Regions from separate parts of the Homo sapiens genome. Here regions 1 and 3 are each linked to region 2. The links are chromatin loops, found by intact Hi-C in ENCODE. Cell type or tissue: HCT116. All regions are shown on one strand.

Region 1 (4,000 bases), 140 kb before region 2:
CTGCCTCGGCCTCCCAAAGTGCTGGGATTACAGGGGTGAGCCACCGTGCCCGCCTGCTTCATTCCTTTTTATGGCTAAATAACATTCCATTGGCCGGGCGCAGTGGCTCATGCCTGTAATTCCAGCACTTTGGGAGGCCGAGGTGCGTGGATCACCTGAGGTCAGAAGTTCAAGACCAGCCTGGCCAACATGGTGAAACCCAGTATCTACTAAAAACACAAAAATTAGCCAGGTGTAATGGTGCACACCTGTAATCCCAGCTATTCAGGAAGCTGAGACAGGAGAATTGCTTGAACCAGGAGGTGTAGGTTGCAGTGAGCTGAGATCGCACCACTGCACTCCAGCCTGGGCGACAGAGTGAGACTCTGTCTCCAAAAAAAATTTCCATTGTATGGATAGGCCACATTTTGCACATTTTGTTTATCCGTTCATTTGTTGATAGACAGTTGGGTTGCTTCCACCTTCTGGCTATTGTGAATAGTGCTGCTGTGAGCATGCATGTACAATATTTTGTTTGAACTTTTTTTTGGGCAGAGTCTCGCTCTGTTGCCCAGGCTGGAGTTCAGTGATGCAGTCATAGCTCACTGCAGCCTCCAACTCCTGGGCTCAAACAGTCCTCCTGCCTCAGCCTCCTGAGGAGCTGGGACTACAGGTGTGCGCCACCATGCCTGGCTAAATTTTTATTTTTTTGTAGAGACAGGATCTCCCTATGTTGTCCAGGCTGGTTTTGAATTCCAGGGCTCAAGTGATCCTCCTGTCTTGGCCTCCCAAAGTGTAAGAGATTACAGGCATGAGCTACCATGCCCCGCCTGATAATCTGTGTTTCATTTATGGAGGAACTACCAAACAAAATCTGTATATATATATATATTTTTTGGGACGGAGTTTGGCTCTTGTTGCCCAGGCTGGAGTGCAATGGTGCGATCTGGGCTCACTGCAACCTCCGCCTCCCAGGTTCAAGCGATTCTCCTGCCTCAGCCTCCCGAGTAGCCGGGATTACAGGCACGCACCACCACGCCTGGCTAATTTTTATTTTTAGTAGAGACAGGGTTTCACCATGTTGGCCAGGCTGGTCTCGAACTCCTGACCTCAGGTGATCCACCCGCCTCGGCCTCCCAAAGTGCTGGGATTACAGGCGTGAGCCACCACGTCCACTATGCCCAGCCCTGAATATTCACATTTTTTGCTGCAAAAATATTACCACGTCTGATGGGAGAGAAGGGGGCGCCTGCATCAGGCCTCTGAGAGTGTTACATAATGCATGGTATTCACTCAAAATTGCCTTTCTAAAATTGGAACAATTCTGAGTTCTGCAACTCATCTGTCCCCAAGGACTCCTGCTAAGGGCTTGCGGACCTGTAATTTGGCCCACTGCCAAACCTAGATTCATCTTAATTATTTGCTCAACATTTATTTAATGGCTCAGGGAAAAAACTAACTTTCTGGTAATTTTTTAAAAGTAGAGAATGACGTTCATTTAGTAAGTTCCCATTGTCAATGACATGCTATTTTTAGTGTTGTGTGGTTAGGCGAATGCGTGTTTGTGTTTGTGACGGCCTGGATGAGTGTGTCTGTGCATGAGGGTGTGGTTTTTGTGTGACTGAGTGTGTATATGTGAGTGTGAGTATGTAAGTGTGAATGTGTGTATTTGACTGTTTCAGTGTGCATCTGTGTGATTGGGTGTATAAAAGTGTGTTTGCTCCTCTAATCGCAGCACTTTGGGAAGCCGAGGTGAGAGGATTGCTTCAGCTCAAGTTCAAGACCAGTCTGGGCAATATAGCAAGACCAAGTTTCTACAAAACATTAAAAGATTAGCAGATTAGCGGGGTGCGGTGGCGTGCACCTGTGGTCCCAGCTACTTGGGAGGCTGAGGCAGGAGGCTCTCTTGAGCCTAGGAGGTCAAGGCTGCAGTGAACTGTAATTGCACCGCTGCAATCCAGCCTGGGTGGTGACAGCGAGGACCTGTGTCAAAAAAGTATGCGTGCATGTCTAGTTGAGTCTGTGTGTGATTGTACATTGAGTGTGACTGTGGGTCTGTGTGTGTGTGTGTGCATGTGTGAGAACGTGTATGAGAAGAGGCATGGTGCAGGGTTTAAGGTTTATATACTGAAAGAAAGTTCTCATTTCAGGCGACATCTGTGCCCTCTGCTATTAGAATTTCAGCGGACTCCACAAAATCAGCAAAGAAATAGTGTGCTGTCAATCAATACCCTTTTTGTCCACTAGAGGTCGCCTGTCTACTTTGAGCAGAGGAAACTAATCTATATTTTTACATTTAGTTGCTGGGAGTTTGCAGACACTTCCAGAGATGTGGGAGGTAGGAGTGTGGGGATGAGAGGTGGAGACGTGTGTGTGTGTGTGTGTGTGTGTGTGTGCGCGTGTGTGTAGTTTAGCTATTGCCTTTACTCACCTCAGCTGTACATAGAGCAGCGATCCTCAAACTTACTAGTCTCAAGACTCTTTCATTCTTTCTTTTTTAGACAGGGTCTTGCCCTGTTGCCCAGGCTGGAGTGCAGTGGCCTGCTCATGGCTCACTGCAGCCTTGAACTCCTGGGCTCAAGCGATCCTCCCATTTCAGCCTCCCAAGTAGCTGGGACCACAGGCATGCACCACTATGTCTAGCTAATTTTTAAAATATTTAGAAGAGATGGGGGGTCTTGCTATGTTGCCAGGCTGGTCTTGAACTCCTAGACTGAAGCCATCCACCTGTATCGGCCTCCCAAAGTGCTGGGATTGCAGGTGTGAGCCACCACACCTGGGTGAGATGAATACTATTATAAAAGAGCAAGTTCAGCCCCCTTTTGCCTCTTTGCCTTTCTGCTCTCTGCTATGTAAAGATAAAGCATTCCTGCTCTGTGGAGCAGGAATTCAAGGAGGTATCTTGGCTTCAGAATCACCCAACCTGCCAGTACCTTGACATTGGACTTCCCAGCCTCTAGAACCATGAGCTAATAAATTTCTCTTTATAAATTCAAGGAGGTATCTTGGCTTCAGAATCACCCAACCTGCCAGTACCTTGACATTGGACTTCCCAGCCTCTAGAACCATGAGCTAATAAATTTCTCTTTATAAATTACCCAGGCTGTGGTGTTATTTTATTTTTTATTTTTATTTATTTATTTATTTATTTTTGAGACAGAGTCTCACTCTTGTTGCCCAGGCTGGAGTGCAGTGGCGCAATCTCAGCTCATTGCAGCCTGAGCCTCCCGGGTTCAAGCGATTCTCCTGCCTCAGCCTCCCGAGAAGCTGGGATTGTAGGCACCCGCCACCATGCCTGGCTAATTTTTGTTTGTATTTTTAGTAGGTACGGGGTTTCACCATGTTGGCCAGGCTGGTCTCAAACTCCTGACCTTAGGTGATCCACCTGCCTTGGCTTCCCAGTTTCCCAAAGTGTTGGGATTACAGGTGTGAGCCACTGCACCCAGCCTGTAGTATTTTTTTGGGGGGATGAAGTTTTGCTCTTGTCACCCAGGCTGGAATGCAATGGCATGATTTCGGCTCACTGCAACCTCCGTCTCCTGGGTTCAAATGATTCTCCTGCCTCAGCCTCCCTAGTAGTTGAGATTAGAGGTGCCCGCCACCACGTCCGGCTAATTTTTATATTTTTAGTAGAGACAGGGTTTCATCATGTTGGCCAGGCTGGTCTCGAACTCCTGACTTTACGTGATCCACCCGCCTCAGCCTCCCACAGTGCTTGGATTACAGTTGTGAGCCACTGCGCCCGGCCTGTGGTATTATTTTATAGCAGCGCTGAATGGATGGAGACAGTGGTTGGTCCTAATCCTCAATGTGATGATATTGGGAGGTGTGGCCTTTTGGAATTAGTGCCTTTTTTTGTTGTTTTTTGTTTTTTGAGTCTATCGCCGAGGCTGGAGTGCAGTGGCACGATCTCCGCTAACTGCAGCCTCCACCTCCCGGGTTCAAGCAATTCTCATGAAACCCCGTCTCTACTAAAAATACAAAAAAAAAAAAAATTAGCCAGGCTTGGTGGTGGGCACCT
Region 2 (4,000 bases):
TCATCATCACGCATTTTCCAGATGAGGGAACTGAGGCACAGAGAAAGTCAGCCGCTACACTATGCTGCCTCCCAGGACAATGTTAATCACTCCCAAGCTGACCCCATAGAGCTCTTTGCATCCAGGTGAGAATCATGACCTTCGGGGTGAGGTGACGGGACAGGTGTGAAAGTCCTCATGTTTTCCAAGCCTCAAGCTCTCAATGTGTCTCTCTTTGCAGCTGAGACCTTACTCATCTTCCTGCACCAAGACTCTACACCCCCTTTGTTTGCATTTGTTAAGATGAAGGTGTCCCAGACCTGGCACGATGGTTCACGCCTGTAATCCTTTGGGATTACAGTAGTTCACTTTGGGAGGCTGAGGTGGGTGGATGACCTGAGGTAAGGAGTTCAAAGGAGTTTGAGAACAGCCTGGGCAACATGGTAAAACCTGTCTCTACTAAAAATACAACAATTGGCCAGGTGTGGTGGCGGGCGCCTGTAATCCCAGCTACTTGGGAGGCTGAGGCAGGAAAATCGTTTGAACCCGGGAGGTGGAGGTTGCAGTGAGCCGAGATCGCGCCATTGCACTCCAGCCTAGGCAAAAGGAGTGAAACTCCATCTAAAAAAAAAAAAATTTGAAGGTGTCCCTTGTCCCATTCTACATCGTGGAACTCATCCTGTCCCATCTTTGCCCTTCTACCTGTGAAACTTTGGGCACATTGCTTCACCTCTCTGAGCCTTAGTTTCCTCTTCCGTGGAATGGGGTGATGTATAGAACTGGCAATAGGTTTAAGCAGATCATGCTTGGGGGGGTCCCCATCACTGCCAGCTGCTGTTAGCACAGGCCTCCCTTGCTTTCCTGTGCCCCTGTAGTCAATGCCCTCTACTGCTCCTCCAGCAACCTCCCCTCCTCACATCAGGACTCTCCAGAGAGTGATCTACATGCCCTGACTCAATTTCCCCACCTCCCACTGCAGATCAGTGCACCGTCTGCCCCTACACCTTCCACAAACCTGTTCTCATCAAGGCCTAAAGCCAAAGGTCGATTTTTTTTTTTTTTTGGTAGTGGGGAGACAGGGTTTTTCTCTGTCACTCAGGCTGGAGTGCAGTGGTGCAGTCCTAGCTCACGGCAGCCTCGACCTCCTGGGCTCAAGCAATCCTCCTGCTTCAGCCTCCTGAGTATCTGGGACTACAGGCACATGCCACCACGCTTGGCTAACTTTTAAAGTTTGTGGAGACACGAGGACTCGCTATGTTGTCCAGGCTGGTCTTGAATTCCTAGGCTCAAGCGACCCTTCTGCTTTGGCTTCCCAAAGTGCTGGGATTACAGGCGTGAGCCACCATGCCGTGGGCCTATTGTCTTACCTTGGACTTCAGGTTGGGTGCGGCCGGTGGGAGGAAGTGGCAGGAGACTAGCAGGTGGGAGCAGAATGAGGTCGAGGTGCTTACTCTCCCGGCGCCCCGCTATCCCCAGTGCAGGTTGGTGATGCCTGTACTCTTCTACTCTACAGACTCAGGTCCCCAGGTCTCTGCAGCCTCGGGTGCCTCTGCTCACCCCTTCTAGCCCAGGTATGGCAACTGCTCCCTCTGCTGCTAGCCCTGGGGTACTACACCTTCCCTCGTTTTCCCCAACCCTGCCCACTCCTCAGTAGCCCTTTCACCCAACTCTCCCTGGCTACTCCGTTTGAATGAACACACCACCTCTCTCCTGCCAAGATGCACTCCCTGAACTCCCTCACGCAGCCCCATCCATTCTCTCTCTCAACCACTCCCTTCTCACCATCGCCCTCCCACCCTCCTACTCCCCTCTCCCCTCGTCTGCTGCCTCTGTCCCTGCTCCAGCCTTGTCCCTGGTCTCCCAGCCCCCAGTAGCCAGGAGGAACGTCTCATAAAATAAATCAGGTGATATCAACCGCCTGCCTCCTTCCCCCACTTAAATCCCTTGCAAAGCTCCCCTTTACTCTTAGGATATATTCCAAGCTCCCTAGAGTGGCTGATAAAGTCTCTTATGATTTGTCCTCAAGTTCACTCCCCACGCACCCCATACCTCGTTCATGATAACCATTTCCAGGGCTCTGAAAAAGCCATTATCTCCCAACTCTGCACACCTTTACACAGGCTGTGTCCTTTGGCACAACACACACACACACACCCCTCCTCCTGTAGGATCTGAGAAAATTACTTGCTTTATTTAGGAAACCCCATCAACCCCAGCTCTTTGGCTCAGGCAAATGAACGTCTCTCTTTTGTGTTCCCAGGATGCCCATAAAGAGAAACAGTTTGTGGCTCATGCATGGGGGCGTGGCTAGTGGAAGCCCCTGACTGAAGCAGGAAGGCGTGGCTGAAGCACGACTGATAAGTGGGGGTGTGATTAGTGGAAGAGCTAGGCTGATGAATGGGGGCGTGGTTAGTGGAAACCCGTAATTGACGGATGCGGGCGTAGCAAGTGGAGGAGCTTGGCTGATGAATGGGGGCGTGGTTAGTGGAAACCCACGACTGACGAATGGGGGCATGGAGAGTGGAGGTGCGTGGCTTGTGGAAGCCCATGACTGATGGATGGGGGTGTGGCTAGTGGAAGAGCTAGGCTGACGGATGGGGGCGTGGCTAGTGGAAGCTCATTACTGATGGGGGCGTGGCGAGTGGAAGAGCTTGGCGGCTGGACCCCGGCGCTGCTGCTATATGTGGGTGTGTCCCGCAGACGACCGCGGGCCGCAAAAACCCAGATTACTTGGTTTAACAGTTGCCCAAATCTCAGTCAGAGACCTTATTAGCCCCCTCCTCCTGAATCCCAGCTTCCCACGGGACTGTTTTTCAGGCAGAATTTCAAAGTTTTATGGCAACTTTTACAGAAATCACAGAAAAGAGACAGCGACTGATGATGAGCTGGGGGAGAGAAGGGTAGTGGGTAACGGGTCTGGGATGTTGGGGCTGAGCACAACAGGACGATAGAATGCTGAAAACCTGTGGGAAGCAGAAAGTTATGGGGGTAGTTGGGTCATCCTAGGGGCCCAAGGAGTGGGTGGCACTGCCCAAATGTGTCCTTTGGGCAGGAAACATCAACAGTAAGAAAATGCAGATGGCCTACCGACAGATGGAAGGCCTCCAAAGTTAAAAATGCCCACCCAGATCCCTTGGCCCAGTCCCATCCCCCCACCCATCCCCACCCCCCATCAGGCAGAGATGTGGCAGCATTTGCTGGCTTGTAGCATTGGTCCTCTGGGACCCTCGGTCTCCTCTTCGAGGGTCCTGCCCGGATTGGCTGGCACTGAGGGCAAAAGGAACCTTCCAGATTGTCAGGGGAGATCAACTGGACTCGCTTTGATTCCCGGCCTCCTCCCCAAAGCTGGTTCTCATGGCTGAGGGAGTCTGCTGCCCTCTCAAAAGTTGTCTGTCACCCCCTTTTCCCAAGACATGCACCCTCCCGCGTCCCCCCTCCCCCAAACACACTATATACACACACAAGCCCCTCCCTCCAAGGCGTGGCTGGGCTCTCAGAGGTAGTGGAGGGCGAGTGGGGGAGCTGGAATGTCTGAAGTTGCAGGTTCAAAATGTGCTTCCTCCGGCTAAGCCCTGGGACTGAAACCCCAAACTTCTCCCCTCGTCTCCGAGCCTGGAGAATGAGTGTCCTCCCAAGAACCCGAGTGGAGGGATTGGAAGGAACGGTGTGCGGCCTCCTTGCGCGCACACCCACCCGCTCCTCCCCGCCGGGGCTGAGCGGAGCTCCCTGAGGGCTGGGGGGAAGGGCTGGGAGCTGAGACGGCCTCTGACAGCCTCCTTCGAGGGTCCCCCAGGGAGGGTGGGTTCTGAGGCTCTGGGACATGGGGTGAAGTGGGGGGGGGGTCACTAGGGGAAGGGAGACTTTGGGGGCAAAGCCAGGCTGGGTGACCAAGGAGAGAGACCTTAAACTCCCCAGGATGGTTACTGGGGGTGGTTCCCTGGGGAGGGGACTGGGGTGGAAATTTCCCCAGGGATATAGACGGTCACCAACAGGATGGGCTGGAGTTGGGGTCACCGCAGGG
Region 3 (4,000 bases), 130 kb before region 2:
TCTGCAGCCTCTGTCTCCCAGGTTCAAGCAATCCTCCTGCCTCAGCCTTGTGAGTAGCTGGGATTACAGGTGTGTGCCACCAGGCTCGGCTGATTTCTTTGTATTAGTAGTAGAGACAGGGTTTCACGGTGTTGGCCAGGCTGGTCTTGAACTCCTGACCTCAAGGGATCTACCTGCCTCGGCCTCCCAAAGTGCTGGGATTACAGGTGTGAGCCACCGTGCCCGGCTCATGATCCTCCTTCCTCAGCCTCCCGAATAGCTGGAACTACAGGCACAAGCCCCATGTCTGGCTAATGAAAAACAAATTTTTTTTGAGAGATGGGATCTCACTATGTTGCCCAGACTGATCATGAACTCCTGGCCTCAGGCATTCCTCCTATCTTGGCCTCCCAAAGTGCTGGGATCACAGGCTTGAGCCACCACGCCGGCCCACTCCTCATCCTTCAGTGGGAAGATTCGGAGGTATTTTCTGCTTGGTTTCTCAGAGCATCCCCAGCCGTATTGAGCCCCGGTTTCCCCCAGCTGTGACGCACTGATCAGCACGCGCTTATTGGCTTTTCTCTCATTTCTTTCTTATTTTTTTTTTTTTGAGATGGAGTCTTACTCTGTCGCCCAGGCTGGAGTGCAGTGGTGTGTTCTTGGGTCAGTGCAACTTCCGCCTCCCGGGTTTAAGAGATTCTCCTGCCTCAGCCTCCCAAGTAGCTGGGATTACAGGCGCCCGCCAGCATACTTGGCTAATTGTTGTATTTTTAGTAGAGACAGGGTTTCACCATGTTGGTCAGGCTGGTCTCGAGCTCCTGGCCTCAGGTGATCTGCCTGCCTTGGCCTCCCAAAGTGCTGGGATTACAGGTGTGAGCCACTGCGCCTGGCCTTGTTTCTGACTTGGTTCTCTAACTCACTCCTGCTTCCTGGGATCACCTCCCAAATAAACTGCCATCACCCAAGTCATTGTCTCAGAATCTGCGTTTGGGGAACCCAAGCAAATCTGCCACTCTTCTGTAGATGTTGATGTAGTTTCATATGTATTTCTTTGCCCACAAGACCTTGTTACCTTCTTGGAGGGCTTATTAAAATGGAGAAAATTGCCAGGTGCAATGGCTCATGACTGTAATCCTAGCACTTTGGGAGGCTCAGACAGGCGGATCACTTGCGGTCAGGAATTCTAGACCACCCTGGGCAACATGGCAAAACCCTGTCTCTACTAAAAATACAAAAATTAGCCAGGCATGGTGGCACACGCCTGTAAACCCAGCTACTCGGGAGGCTGAGGCAGGAGAGTCGTTTGAATCCGGGAGGTGGAGGCTGCAGTGAGCCGAGATTGCACCACTGCACTCCAGCCTGGGTGACAGAGCAAGACTCTGTCTAGAAAAAAAAAAAAAGAATACAAATTGCTTATTTCCAAGAAAACATCTCTGCCGTGCTTTCAGATTTTCAGCTGATTACAAATCACGCACCCATGATCAAATCCAACAAGAGATAGACCCCCTGCCATAAAGGAAGAAGGCTGGCTGGGTGTAGTGGCTTATGACTGCAATCCCAGTGCTTTGGGAGGCTGAGGCAGGAGGATCTCCGAGGCCAGCAGTTCAAGACCAGCTTGAGCAATATAGCGAGACACCCCCTCATCTCTCCAATAATAATAAAAAAAATCAGCCAGGCATGGTGGCGCGTGCCTGTAGTCCAATCTACTCGGGAGGCTGAAGTGGGAAGATTGCTCCAGGAGTTCGAGTCTGCAGTTGGCTGAGATCTCGCCACTGCACTCCAGCCAGGGCGGTAGAGCCAAACCTTGTCTCAATAAAATCTCCACAAGGGGGCGCCATCTACATGATGATAGCAGGAAGGGAACCGGCCAGTGTCTCCTGGTGACGTACTCATTCAGCGCTTCTTATACCTTAAAGGTGACCAGGAATCACCTGGGGGTCTTGTTAAAATGCAGGTTCTAATTCAGCAGGGCTGGAGCAGGACCACAGCTCTTGCATTTCCCTCCCTCCTTCCTTCCTTCCTCCCTCCCTCCCTCCCTTCCTCCCTCCCTCCCTCCCTTCCTTCTCTTTCTTCTTTCTTTCCTTCTCTCTCTCTCTCTCTTTTTTTTTTTTTGACAGAGTCTCGCTCTGTCACCCAAGCTGGAGTGCAGTGGTGTGATCTCGGCTCACTGCAGCCTTCACCTCCTGGGTTCAAGCAGTTCTCCTGCCTCAGCCTTCCGAGTAGATGGTGTCAGGCCTCTGAGCCCAAGCTAAGCCATCATATCCCCTGTGATCTGCACGTATACATCCAGATGGCCTGAAGTAACTGAATAATCACAAAAGGAGTGAAAATGGCCTGTTCCTGCCTTAACTGATGACATTCCACCACAAAAGAAGTGAAAATGGCCAGTCCCTGCCTTAACTGATGACATTACCTCGTGAAATTCCTTCTCCTGGCTCATCCTGGCTCAAAAGCTCCACCACTGAGCACCTTGTGACCCCCCACCCCTGCCAGCCAGAGAACAACCCCCTCTGACTGTAATTTTCCTTTACCTACCCAAATCCTATAAAACAGCTCCACCCCATCTCCCTTCGCTGACTCCCTTTTTGGACTCAGCCCTCCTGCACCCAGGTGATTAAAAGCTTTATTGCTCACACAAAGCCTGTTTGGTGGTGTCTTCACACGGACGCGAGTGAAAGATGGGATCACAGGCCCCCACCACCACGCCCAGGTAATTTTTTGTATTTTTAGTAGAGACAGGGTTTCACTATGTTGGTCAGGCTGGTCTCGAACTCCTGGCCTCAGGCAGTCTACCTGCCTTGGCCTCCCAAAGTGCTGGATTACAGGCGTGAGCCACTGCGCCCCGCCAAGATCTTGCATTTCTAACATGTCCAGGAAGCTTGATGATGCGGATCGAGAAAACACACTTTGGTAGCGAGGGGGCTATGGCCTTAAAGTTGGGTAACTGAAGGGGACTCCCCACCTGGACCCGTTTGCCCTGTTCCTCAAGCCAGCTCAGGTTAGCATCTTCATTATTTTATTATTTGTATTTTTTTTGAGACAGAGTCTTGTTTTGTCACTCAGGCTGCAGTACAGTGGTGCAATCTCTGCTCACTGCAGCCTCCACCTCCCGGGTTGAAGTGATTCTCCTGCCTCAGCTTCCTAAATAGCTGGGATTACAGGCACCCGCCACCACTCCCAGCTAATTTTTGTATTTTTAGTAAAGATGGAGTTTAGCCATGTTGGCCAGGCTGGTCTTGAACTCCTGACCTCAAGTGATCTCCCCACCTCAGCCTCCCAAAGTGTTGAGATTACAAGCATGTGCCACCATGCCCATCTAATTTTTTTTTTTTTTTTTTTTTTTTTTTTTTTTTTGAGACGGAGTCTTGCTCTGTTGCCCAGGCTAGAGTGCAGAGGTGCGATCTTAGCTCACTGCAAGTTCTGCCTCCCAGGTTCATGCCATTCTCCTGCCTCAGCCTCCCGAGTAGCTGGGACTACAGGCACCCGCCACCATGCCCGGCTAATTTTTTTGTATTTTTAGTAGAGATGGGGTTTCACCATATGAGCCGGGATGGTCTCGATCTCCTGACCTCGTGATCTGCCCGCCTCAGCCTCCCAAAGTGCTGGGATTAAGGTGTGAGCCACTGTGCCCGGCCAATTTTTGTATTTTTAATCAAGACAGGGTTTCGCCATGTTGGCCAGGCTGGTCTCAAACTCAAGGCCTCGAGCAATCCTCCTACCTCGGCCTTCAAAGTGCTGAGATTATAGGTGTGAGTCCCTGCATCTGGTTCTAACTGTATTTTTGTACCCATTAACCCATTTTTCTTTATGTCTCCCTCCCACCTTCCCTTCTCAGCCTCAGGTAAGCAACATTCGACTCGAATCACACTCTTAAACACTTACAACTTTAGAATTAGAGAATTCTAGAATTTTCAGTGTAATAATATCAGCTTCCATTCTGTATTTTTTTTTTTTTTTAGTTGTTTTAGAGACACAGTCTTACTCTGTTGCCCAGGCTGGAGTGCAGTGGCACAATCACAGC

What was found. Hi-C counts contacts between places; a loop is a spot of excess contacts. Peaks named below come from ENCODE experiments on the same cell type or tissue, not always from the same donor. Only the 100,000 strongest peaks of a DNase experiment are listed, where the experiment ranks them.
Region 1: it touches region 2 in a loop (6-fold over the local background); 56 of 110 quality-filtered maps call a loop at or near these places.
Region 3: it touches region 2 in a loop (15-fold over the local background); 58 of 110 quality-filtered maps call a loop at or near these places.

The regions. Positions count from the first base shown.
Region 1 is chr19:47,282,266-47,286,265 of GRCh38, forward strand. No RefSeq gene overlaps it. Among named protein-coding and RNA genes, the nearest start is that of INAFM1, 9.4 kb to the left of the region's middle. In HCT116, a CTCF peak has its summit at 2,223 (motif pointing right); a DNase peak (open chromatin) is centred at 2,246.
Region 2 is chr19:47,425,873-47,429,872 of GRCh38, forward strand. It overlaps SLC8A2 (solute carrier family 8 member A2), which reads right to left. Exons shown (of 10, transcript NM_015063.3): 10 at 2,145-4,000. Among named protein-coding and RNA genes, the nearest start is that of MEIS3, 8.3 kb to the left of the region's middle. RefSeq lists enhancers at 1,962-2,530, 2,320-2,614, 2,531-3,098, 3,300-3,594. In HCT116, a CTCF peak has its summit at 1,594 (motif pointing left); DNase peaks (open chromatin) are centred at 1,599 and 2,419; H3K4me3 peaks cover 1,552 bases; H3K27ac peaks cover 850 bases.
Region 3 is chr19:47,294,504-47,298,503 of GRCh38, forward strand. No RefSeq gene overlaps it. Among named protein-coding and RNA genes, the nearest start is that of C5AR1, 13 kb to the right of the region's middle. In HCT116, a CTCF peak has its summit at 1,786 (motif pointing right); a DNase peak (open chromatin) is centred at 1,808.